2 separate regions of the Homo sapiens genome follow, and region 1 is linked to region 2. A link is a loop called in an ENCODE intact Hi-C map of the cell type or tissue named here. Cell type or tissue: PC-9. All regions are shown on one strand. Each heading gives the region's core, and the rest is flanking DNA. Links, peaks and the distances in the headings are about the cores only. Region 1 has its middle 140 kb from the start of SEPTIN14. Region 2 has its middle 24 kb from the start of ELDR.

Region 1 (9,530 bases), core at 3,232-5,731, 440 kb before region 2:
CTTTTAGTAGAGACAGGGTTTCACCAGGTTGCCCAGGCTGGTCTCAAACTCCTGAGATCAAGCAATCTGCCCCCCTTGGCCTCCCAAAGTGCTGGGATTACAGGCGTGAGCCACCACGCCTGGCCTGTGTCTTTGATTATAACCATTTAGTGGGTGTGAAATGATATCTCATTGTGGTTTTGATCTGCATTTCTCTAATGGCTAATGATGTTGAGCATCATGTGCGTATTGACCATTTGTGTATCTTCTTTCATGTGCTTCTTTCATAGGGAAGAATTTCTTGCTTGAGCTGATGGTAATTAATTCCAGTAGAACAAGTTGTCCTACTATCTAGAGCATCTCTAGGGCTGGCAGCCACTGTGAGGCAGTGTAGGGCAGTTGAAAGAGCATGGAGGATCTACCATCCCTTCATCAAACATTTTTCAGCATCTATCCCTCAAGACAGAGACTAGTCCTAGTCTAGTATGCTTCTTCCCCATCCCTACCACTTACAGCCTAGGCTATTACAACATAGTGCGATAAGTACAGTAAGACAGTAGCACACACTCTGTCTCTCATAGAGTTCACACACAGTCCTTACCATGTGCCTTCACATATGTTAACTCATTTAATCTTAGAATAATTTGTTTAACTTCACAAGACAGTGAGGTAGGTACCTCATTACAAATGAAGAAACTGAGGCTCAGAAAGTTCAAATGATTTGCCCAAGGAACATAACTACTAAGTGGTTGAGTGGAGATTTGAACCCAGGTAGTTCATGGCCATAATCTATGGTCTGTAGTCCACCCATGTATATGATAGAAGAAAGGTAAGTAGCTATGAAAGCACAGAGAAGGTTTAACTATATGTTTTTGTGTCTGTGTGTGGGGGAGGTTAGGATGGAATCCTGGGATGGCAGGGATAAGACCCAAGGATGACGAAAATTCACTGGGGAGGAGCTCAGGGGTGTGTCTGCAGACCCCCAGGTCCAGGCTTGTCTTTTGATAAATATTATTATGTGCCTACCACATACCTTTTTGGGTATACAGAGTTCTAGATGCTCTAGCACAGTAGTGTTTAAACTACATATACTTCTGAATCATGTAGAGAGCTTGTTTTACAGTTTCCGATTCAGTAGCTCTGGGATAGGGCCTAGGAATTTGCTTTTCTGACAAGTTCCCAGCTGATGCTACTGGTCTGAGGACCACACTTTGACAACCATTGCTCTAAAACAGGGGTACTGAAATGGGATATCAATTTACAAAAATAAATAAATAGTAAATAAATAAATAAAACAGGGGTCCCTAACCCCTGAGCCATGGACCTGTTGTGGTCTGTGGCCTGTTAGGAACCGGGCTGCACAGCCGGAGGTGAGCAGCAGGTGAGCAAGCAAAGCTTCATCTGTATTTACAGTGTCTCCGCATTGCTCACATCACTGCTTGAGCTCGGCCTCCTGTCAGATCAGCAGGGGCATTAGATTCTCATAGGCACATGAACCCTATTGTGTACTGCACATGGGAGGGATCTAGGTTATGTGCTCCTTATGAGAATCTAATGCGTGATGATCTGTCACTGTCTCCCATCACCCCTAGATGGGACCACCTGGTTGCAGGAAAACAAGCTCAGGGCTCCCACTGATTCTACGTTATGGTGAGTTGTATAATTATTTCATTATATATTACGGTGTAATAATAATGGAAATAAAGTGCACAATAAATTTAATGTATCTGAATAATCCCAAAACCATCCCCCCACCCCGGTCACGGAAAAAGTGAATTCCTTTCATGAAACTGGTCCTTGGGGCCAAAAAGGTTGGGGACCACTGCTCTAAAAGAATCACAGACTCGGCCAGGCACGGTGGCTCATGCCTGTAATCCCAGCACTTTGGGAGGCCAAGGCGGGCAGATCACCTGAGGGAGTTGGAGACCAGCCTGACCAACATGGAGAAACCCCGTCTCTACTAAAAATACAAAAAATTAGCCGGGTGTGGTGGCGCATGCCTGTAATCCCAGCTACTCGGGAGGCTGAGGCAGGAGAATCGCTTGAACCTGGGAGGTGGAGGTTGCGGTGAGTCGAGATCGCGCCATTGCACTACAGCCTGGGCAACGAGAGCTAAACTCCGTCTCAAAAACTACCTAACTAAATAAAAGAATCATGAACTCAATAATAGGGGTCAACTTCATTTTGTATATTCATTCATTTATTCATTCTTTTTTTTTTTTTTTGAGACAGCGTCTCACTTTGTTGCCCAGGCTGGTGTGCAGTGATGCAGTCTCACATCACTGCAGCCTCTGCTTCCTGGGTTCAAGCAATTCTTGTGCCTCAGCCCCCTGAGTAGCTGGGATTACAGGTCTGCAACACCACACCTGGCTAATTTTTGTATGTTTAGTAGAGATGGGGTTTCGCCACCTTGGCCAGGCTGGAATTCATTTATTCATCCAACAGGTATTTACTGAGTACCAACTCTTGCAGGTGCCAAGGATGTAACAGTGAATAAAACAGAAATCTCTGCCCTCATGGAGCTTACATACTAGTGAGAGGACAGGCGTACTCTTAAGTTATATGGTAAAGTAGAAGTTGGTGAGGACTATGGAGAAAAAGCAGTAGGAGTGAGGGTTGGGAGGGTGGGGCGACAGGCCCAGAAAGGTGAGAGGACAGTGGCCACCCAGCTAATATAACTGACCTTCAGATTCTGGACTGGGGAGCTCTCATGCCTCACACAAAGCAGCCAGCATGCAGTGAGTGCCTTGTGAGTATTATGCACAGATACCTCTACCCGTTCCAGGGAGGGAAGGATTTCTTCTTGCTGAAGCCATATGAAAGGCTTTGAGGAGGAGCTGATGCTTGAGTTGGGCCTTGAGCATGGATGGGATTTCATTCCTTGAAGTGGGGAGTGTGTTTAAGAGAGTGGATGGGGTGGACCAGAGTCTGGGCCTGAGTAGTGCATGCTCAAGGAACAGTGAGAGGCTCCAATATTTGGGTCAGGAGGCAGAGGACCTGGCACTGGAAGGGTGTGGGAGAACCAGTCCTTGGGAGGCCTGGGTGGCTGAGCTAGGTGTTGTGGACTTTGGTATTTTTTTTTTTTCATCCCATGGATTCAAGTTGCCCTGAATATATGCTTCTGTTCAGAATCTTGTGAAGGGAAGGTTTTTGTTCAGAGGAGTAAGGGGATTGAGGTGCTCAGTGGACGGACTGATAGTGTAAGCAGAAATTCTAGAGATCAGCCTCATTGGGGCTTCATTTTACACAGGCATTCATCCAGCTTCTAACATTCCAGGTACTGGGATACAGCAGAGGATAAAGCTGACAAAAGTCCCTGCCCTCAAGTCAGGGTTGGGGTGAACACAAGCCCGTCCTGCAGACTTAAGCAGAAAAGAGTGGGAATTTGTTGGAAGGATCTCCAATTCCTTGTGAGGGTCCAGAATCATGGTCTGAGGTGACTTTCTGCCTCTCCCCAAGGGGTTGCAAACGGGGCTTCATTCTCTCCCACTAGAAAAAGAGTGCTCCAATAAGCTCCCCATGCTGCACACATGACCTCTGGGATCCAGCACCAACGCCGACAAACTGGACTTTCTCACTTCTAGGTTTCCAGGAAATAATCTGATGGGTCCTGCTTGGGGCAGGTGTCCACCCTATTGGGTGTTAAGTCACATGGTCCTAAGTGGGGGCCCAGGCTCACCCTTTCAGCAGGACTGGTCCTCAGGGAAGAGCCAGTGGGCTGGGCAGCAGCCAGGATGGAGTCAGGGGGGCCTGACAGGGGCAGTGGTGTCAGAGCGACTGGCCAGGTCAGGACATGCTAACTTAGGAGTTGTTTAGAGTGTGACTCCACATCGCAGCTCTTTTTATGGAGAAGGGGAGTGCTGAAACGGAGGCTGCTACCGTGCATTAGCCCTGTGCGTTTCTGCTAACTAGGGGAAGATCCTAGCTGCTTCTCACTGCGGTCTCCTGAGGCCATTGGCAGCTGGCCAAGCACCCCTGGTGAAGACTTCTTAGCGGGGCCTTGAATTTTCATTTGTGGGTCATTGCCAGCAATTACACATTTATATTAACAATTTAATTTGGCTGTATGGTATTTTACTGGGCTAAGCCCTGTGAAAAATGGGAATCATCTATAGGGATCTGACATTTTAACTTGTGCAGTTGCTTAAAAACAAAAATCCATAACAGCAATGGATTTTGCTTTGCTTTGCAAAGTTTTTCATTTAATGATATTTTAATGGGTCAAAGCCCATCCAAGCCAACAGCTCATGTTTCAGGGTCTGATTCTCTGAGGAGCTATGAATGGAGGCGTTCTCTCTCATTTCTTCTCTGTTCCCTTTTGCTCCCTCTCTCCTCCCTCACCTCCTCTAACCTTCCTCCTCTGCAGCGTTCTCACACTTTCCCATCTGGGTAGTTTGCCGGTTCATTAACTGCTTTTCTTTTCTCCCTGGCATGTCTCATTAGCTACTGGTAGAGATGGCTGTTTGAGGGAAATAGTCTTAGGCAAAGGGTCCAGAAAGCCCAGAGTCCCCTTTGGGAGTGAATGTGTGCAGAGGGAGGTGGGAGGCAGAAAAGCCAAACTCTGCCTCCCTGCTTTCAAGTCTGCAGTAAGATCAGTCTCAGTGGTGAAACTCAGCCAGCAGAGGGGGTGAGTCTCAGCTGGGAGCTAGGCGGCCAGTGGGGAGGTGAGTTTCAGTCCCATTCGTGAAGGGTGGTGGCAGGACCACAGTCCAAACGTCAAGCAGGTCCCCTGTGAGTCAGCCATCTGAGTTGGCCCAAGCGAGACAGGACCAACTTTGAGGGCCCCAAAGGGTAGTTCCCGTGCCCAGTGGACTTGTTCTTCCTTACTTTGCCTCCCTTCTGTTATGGGTTCTCAAAATATGGCAGTCTTTTTTTTTTATTTCTTTCTTTTTGAGACAGGGTCTCACTCTGTTTCCCAGGCTGGAGTGCAGTGGTGCTCACTGCAACCTCTGCCTCCTGGGTTCAAGCAATTCTCATGCCTCAGCCACCCGAGTAGCTAGGATCACAGGTGTGTGCTACCACACCTGGCTAATTTTTGTATTTTTGGTGGAGACAAGGTTTTGCCATGTTGCCCAGGCTGGTCTTGAACTCCTGAGCTCAAGTGATCCACCCACCTGGGCCTCCCAAACTGCTGGGATTACCGCTTGAGCCACCATGCCCAGCCTGTCATTTGTCCTTTTAAAAGCTCGTTCTTATTGCAGATTTAAACCTACATTTAGAAGCCCCATTCTGCCTTAAGAATATAGCCATGGGGGCCAGGCACGGTGGCTCATGCCTGTGATCCCGGCACTTTGGGAGGCCGAGGCAGGTGGATCATGAGGTCAGGAGTTCAAGTCAGCCTGACCAACATGGTGAAACCCCATCTCTACTAAAATTACAAAAATTAGCTGGGCGTGGTGACATGCACCTGTAATCCCAGCTACTCAGGAGGCTGAGACAGGAGAATTGCTTGAACCGGGGAGATGGAGGTTGCAGTGAACCGAGATTGCACCACTGCACTCCAGCCTGGGCGACAGAGCGAGACTCCATCTAAAAAAAAAAAAAAATATATATATATATATATTTATATATATGTATATATATATACATATATATATTTATATATATATGTATATATATATACATATATATATTTATATATATGTATATATATATACATATATATATTTATATATATATGTATATATATGTGTATATATATACATATATATATAGCCCTGGGGGGCTGGGCGAGGTGGCTCATGCTTCTAATCCCAGCACTTTGGGAGGCCAAGGCAGGTGGATCACCTGAGGTCAGGAGTTCAAGACCAGCCTGGACAACATGGTGAAACCGAATCTTTACTAAAAATACAAAAATTAGCTGGGCGTGGTAGTGTGTGCCTGTAATCCCAGCTTCTAGGGAGGCTGAGGCAGGAGAATTGCTTGAACATGAGAGGCAGAGGTTGCAGTGAGCCAAGATCGTGCCACTGCACTCCAGCCTTGGTGACAGTGAGACGCCATCTCAAAAAAAAAAAAAAAAGAATATAGCCATGAGGATAGTTATTTATCTCAAGTAATGTGTTGCCAATATAATGTGAGCTTTTGTGTAGGCAGTTTAGTGTGTTGACTATGATGTCTCTTGTCTTAGTGGTCCTTGGGTTAATAATTTTAAAGAGCATCATCAGAGGGTGCTACAGACAACTTTCCCATCACTCCCCTGGGGCAGTGATGGAAGGGGACAAAAACAAGCTGGTGGAGAGGAAAGGAGGGTGTTGGATGTGCTAGGTGGTTTCCATTTGCCTTTCTAGGTCCACCCTTCACCTGTTCCATTTGCTTTTTGCTCTGGGAGGCTGACATGTATGGACTACATGTGCATAGTATGGGTTACATTAATGACCCTTTGTCTTCTGGCTTTGGTTGGGTTCAGCCATTGGGACATTGTGATAAGCCATTCCTGCATCACTGGAGAGAAATACCCAAGGCTGGGTAATTTATAAGAAAAGAGGTTTAATTGGCTCACAGTTCTGCAGGCTGTACAGGAAGCATTGCATGCTGTCGTCAGCTTCTGGTGAGGACCTCAGGAGATTTATAGTCATGGTGGAAGGGAAAAGGGGAGCAGACATCTCACATGGCAAGAGCAGGAGCAAGAGAGAGAGGGTGGGAGGTGCCACACACTTTTAAACAAGCAGATCTCTGAACTCATTCATCACCGAGGGGATGGCGCTAAGCCCTCCCACCAGGCCCCACCTCCAACACTGGGGATTACATTTCAACATGAGATTTGGCATGGACACAGATCCAAACCCTATCAGGCATCAGATGTTCAAAGCGAGGGAAGAGAGTGAGGTGAAGGTATGTATTCCTCTGGCTTCCTGTCTGTAGGGTCACCATGGATTGTGGCCCTAAACTAAAGGGCCCAGTTCTGTCAGGTAGCCCCTAGCTGCCCTCTCTGTCTCTGTCATTCAAGCTCAGGTGTGATAGCAGCATTCCCCACCCAGCCACAGAGGTACTATCCCTTGTGTTTTGCTGTGTTCTGTACACACCTTTGCACACACCCACTCTGTTATTACTTTAAAAAAACCATCAAATTTACCATTGTAACCACTTTGAACTGTATAATAGTGTTAGCTATATTCACACTGTTGTGCAATATATCTCTAGAATTTTTCCATCCTGCAAAATTGAAACTTTATGCCCACTGAACAACTTCTCTTCATTTTTCCCTCTTCCTTGTCCGCTGATAACAACATTCCACTTTCTGTTTCTATGAGTTTAACTACTTTAGATACCTCATATAATTCGTGGAATCATGCAGTATTTGTCTTTCTGTGACTGGCTTATTTCACTTTACGTAATGTCCTCAAGGTTCATCCATATTGTAGCATGTGATAGGATTTCCTTCCTTTTTAAGGCGGAATAATATTTCATTGTGTGTGTATACCACATATTTTTTATCCATTTATTTGTCTATGGACATTTAGATTGCTTCTAGCTTTTGGCTATTGTAAATCGTGCTGAGTTGAACATGTGTGTGCAAATATCTGAGTTGTTGTGGTTTTGTTTTTGTTTTAGTTTAGACAGAGTGGTTTTTTTGTTTTGTTTTGTTTTTTGGGATAGAGTGTCGCTCTTAGTGCCTGGGCTGGAGTACAGTAGTGCGATCTCAGCTCATCGCAACCTCCGCCTCCCAGGTTCAAGTGATTCTCCTGCCTCAGCCTCCTGAGTAGCTGGGATTACAGGCACCCAGCACTATGCCCAGCTGATTTTTGTATTTTTAGTAGAGACAGGGTTTCTCCGTGTTGGTCAGGCTGGTTTCTAACTCCCGACCTCAGGTGATCCGCCCGCCTCAGCCTCCCAAAGTGTTGGGATTACAGGCGTGAGCCACCGCGCCCGGCTTAGACAGAGTCTTTTGTTCTGTTGCCCAGGGTCGAGTGCAGTGGCATGATCACAGCTTACTGCAGCCTTGACCTCCTGAGCTCAAGTGATCCTCTCACTTCAACCTCCCGAGTACCTGGGACTACAGTACCTGTGCACCACCACACATGGCTAATTTTTGTGTTTTTGTAAAGATGGTGTTTCACCAGGTTGCCTAGGCTGGTCTTGAACTCTTGGACTCAAGCTTCAACCTTGGATTACAGGCATGAGCCACTGCGTTCGGCCTGATTCTGTTTTCAGTTCTTTTGGGTATACACCAAGAGATAGGATTGCTAGATCATACAGTACTTCTATTTTTAATTTTTTGAGGAGCCTACAGACCATTTTCTAGAGCAAGTACATTTTGCATTCCCATCAAAGTGCACAAAGATTCCAATTTCTCCATATCCTCTCCATCACTTTTTATTTTCCAGTTTTTTGATAGTGGCCATTCTAACAAGTGTGTGTGAGGTAATATTGCATTGCGGTTTTCTTTTTCCTTCTTTTTTTTTTTTTGAGACAGAGTTTCACTTTTGTCACCCAGGCAGGAGTGCAATGGCGTGATCTTAGCTCACTGCAACCTCTGCCTCCTAGGTTCAAGCAATTCTCCTGCCTCAGTCCCCCGAGTAACTGGGACTACAGGCATATGCCACCATGCCTGGCTAATTTTTGTATTTTTAGTAGAGACGGGGTTTTGCCTCAGCCCCCCGAGTAGCTGGGATTACAGGCATATGCCACCATGCCTGGCTAATTTTTGTATTTTTAGTAGAGACGGGGTTTTGCCATGTTGGCCAGGCTGGTCTTGAACTCCTGACCTCAGGTGATCCACCCACCTCAGCCTCCCAAAGTGCTGGGATTGCAGGCGTGAGCCACCATGCCTGGCCTGCATTGTGGTTTTTGATTTGCATTTCTCTGCTGTTTAGTGATGTGTAGCATCTTTTCATATGCTTGTTGGCCATTTGTATATCTTCTTTGGAGAAATATTCATTCAATCCCTTTGCTCATTTTAAAATTGGATTATTTTGTGGTCGTTGAGTTTTAGGAGTTCTTTATATATTCTAGATATTAATCCCTTATCATATATGAGGTTTGCAAACATTTTCTCCCATTTTTTAGGTTGCCTTTTTACTCTGTTGATTGTTTTCTTTGCTGTTCAGAGTTTTAAAGTTTGACAAAGTCCCCTTTGTCTGTTTTTGTTTTTGTTACCTGTGCTTTTGGTGTCATATCCAATCCAATGTCATGATGCTTTTCCCTTGTGTTTTTTTCCTAGTTTTATAGTTTTGGATCTTATATTTATGCATTTAATCCATTTTGAATTGATTGTTTCCTATGGTATAAAGTAAGAATCTCCAACTTTATTCTTTTGCATGTGGAGATCCAATTTTCCCTGCACCGTTTATTGAAGAGACCATCCTTACCCACTGTGTAGCCTTAGCCCTTGTCAAAGATCATTTGACCATATAGGCAAAAGTTTATTTCTGGGCTATTTTGATCTATTGGTCTATGTGTCTGTATTTGGGTCAGTACCATGCTGCCTTGATTATGATAGCTTCATAATATGTTTCAAAATCAGGAAGTGTGAGGCCTCCAGCTTTGTTCTTCTTTCTCAGGATTGTTTTGGCTCTTTAGAGTCCTTCAAGATTCCAAGGCCAGGCACCATG
Region 2 (2,500 bases), core at 1-2,500:
CAATAGCTGAGACCTGGCCAATCCCAGCAGCCATTCTTCAACCATTCATGCACTGCTGAGTGTTCAAACGGTGTTCAAATAAGGCAAACACCAACCTGTAACCAATCCAGCTGTTCTGTACCTCACTGCTGATTTTTGTATGTCATTTCCCTTTTTTTGACTATAATTTTTTTCTGACCACAAGGAAACCCTGGAGTCTCTCTGAGCCTGCTGTGATTCTGGGGACTGCCCAATTTGTGAATGGTTCATTTCTCAAATAAACTCTTTTAATTGGCTGAAGTTTTTCTTTTAACAGTTGTATAATTTACGCAATTTCCAAATTCGCACTACTATAAATAAGTGTACAATGAATATTCTGTTTTCTTTTTTCTTTCTCTTTCTCGTTCCCTTTTTTTTTTTTGAGACAAGTTCTCACTCTGTCACCCAGGCTAGAGTGCAGTGGTGTGATCTCAGCTCACTGCAGCCTCGACTTTCTGGGCTCAAGTGATTTTCCCACCTCAGCCCCCAAGTGGTTAGGACTACAGGCTTGCACCACCATACCTGGCTAACTTTTGTATTTTTTGTAGAGACTGGGTTTTGCCATGTTGTCCAGGCTGGTCTCAAACTCCTGAGCTCAAACAATCTGCCTGCCTTGGCCTCCCAAACATATATTCTTGTTGACTTATTCACTTCTAATCTTACAACAAATTCCTACATATAAAGTGATCATATGACATTTTGAGGGCTTTTGATGAACACTGCTGAGTTGCCTTTCCCAAGGACTTTCCTACCTGTGGGGGATAAGGGGTGGGGGTGAGGCAGGGGAGGCTCCTAAAATCTTGCCAGGCAATGGCTACAGCTTCTGAGCCTCCCCTGGAGAGGATCATTCTGTAAGGGCCTCTCAGGGGTGGATCTGTCTGAGGCACTTGGAGAGGATCATTCTGTAAGGGCCTCTCAGGGGTGGATCTGTCTGAGGCACTTGGAGAGGAAATCAACAGCCCCATGTCAAGTTCATTGCTTCACATCTTTCCTCTTGGGGCTTTCCTTTCTTCCTCACCCGGGCTGAGCTTTCTGGGTCTGGGTCTGCAGGAGGGGGTTGGTGGGGTGGGAATGACCCACTTCTTCCCATCTCAGGGAGGTCTGACCTCCCTGGGCAGCACAGGAAGAAGGCAAGCCTGCCTGGAACCCCCAATAATTAGGAACCACTGCCATCTAGTGTCGGCATTGCTGTGAAGATTTAAATATTAAAACCCACTCCAAGCCCTGAAGAGCACCGCCTTCCCCATGGGCACCCCTCAGGGACCCTACAGGCTACAGCAGTGCAGGCCTGAGCTAGAAAATGCTCATTAGGAGAATTAAACATCTGGGGAAGGAATATGAAAATCTAATTTAGAATGGCTTGGGACTGCCAGAGAGGAAGTGGGGAGTCCAGAGAGAAGACTGAAGAGAAATTTTCTTGAAAGATAGATCCCATTAATTAGAGGGTGGCAGCAAATCTAGCGTTAAGGAAGAAACAAATATCTGGGGAAAACACTTCTTGGGATGCCTAGGAGGTGTACGGAATCTCCCATGAGCCTCAAGACGGACCCGAGGCTTGCAGAGTTAAAAGAGCCCTCCCAGCTCACTCAGGCCACTTGGGAAGAGCCATTGGTGCTGCTGTCCCCAGGACTCTGCTCTGAGACCTGCCCTGCATTCCAGCCTGGGCCCTGCTCTGAGACGCAGCCTGGGTTCTTCTCTGAGATCTGCCCCATGTTCCAGCCTGAGCCCTGCTCCAAGATCTGCCCCGTATTCTAGCCTGGGCCCTGCTCTGAGACCCACCCTGTGTTCCAGCCTGGGCCCAGATCCGAGATCCAGCCTGGGTTCTTCTCTGAGACCTGCCCTGCGTTCCAGCCTGGGTCCTGCTCTGAGACCTGCCCTGTATTCCAGCCTGGGTTCTTCTTGGAGACCTGCTCTGTGTTCCAGCCTGGGCCCTGCTCTGAGACCTGCCCTGTATCCCAGGCAGTGTTCTTCTCTGAGACCCGCCCTGTGTTCTCTACTGGGTTCTGTCTCTCTGACTCAAAATGGCGGTGGTAGTGCAGTTTCTTGGGCGGCGGGGGAAGAGGTTAGAGCTGTTCAGCCCTCGGGCTGCTGACACCACTGTGGGCTACAGGGGCAGCTTTACTCCGGGGATTCAAACCCCATTTCAGCCACCTTTTTATTTGTTGTGGAAACTTAGGTAATTTCTTAAACCTCTCAAAGACTCAGTGTAATAGGGTGAATAGTGACTCTCAAAATCCATCTCCACCCAGGACCTCAGAATGTGACAAATTTCTGTATTTGGAAATAAGGTCTTTGCAGATATAATTAGTTGAGTTCATCCTGGATTTGGGTGGGTCTTCAAATGTGATTTATAAGATGACAGAAAGAGACGCAGAGACACACAGAGGGGAAGCCCGTGTGCAGGAGGGGCTGGAGCGATGCGTCCACAAGCCGAGGAGCCGAGGGATTGCTGGGAGCCACCGGAATCTCAGAAGAGGCAAGG

What was found. Hi-C counts contacts between places; a loop is a spot of excess contacts. Peaks named below come from ENCODE experiments on the same cell type or tissue, not always from the same donor. Only the 100,000 strongest peaks of a DNase experiment are listed, where the experiment ranks them.
Region 1: it touches region 2 in a loop (5-fold over the local background); 2 of 110 quality-filtered maps call a loop at or near these places.

The regions. Positions count from the first base shown.
Region 1 is chr7:55,718,120-55,727,649 of GRCh38, reverse strand. No RefSeq gene overlaps it. Among named protein-coding and RNA genes, the nearest start is that of SEPTIN14, 140 kb to the left of the region's middle. In PC-9, for the core only: CTCF peaks have their summits at 4,339 and 4,538; no DNase peak of the experiment used is centred there.
Region 2 is chr7:55,278,816-55,281,315 of GRCh38, reverse strand. No RefSeq gene overlaps it. Among named protein-coding and RNA genes, the nearest start is that of ELDR, 24 kb to the right of the region's middle. In PC-9, for the core only: CTCF peaks have their summits at 984 and 1,189 (motif pointing left); a DNase peak (open chromatin) is centred at 1,185; H3K27me3 peaks cover 528 bases.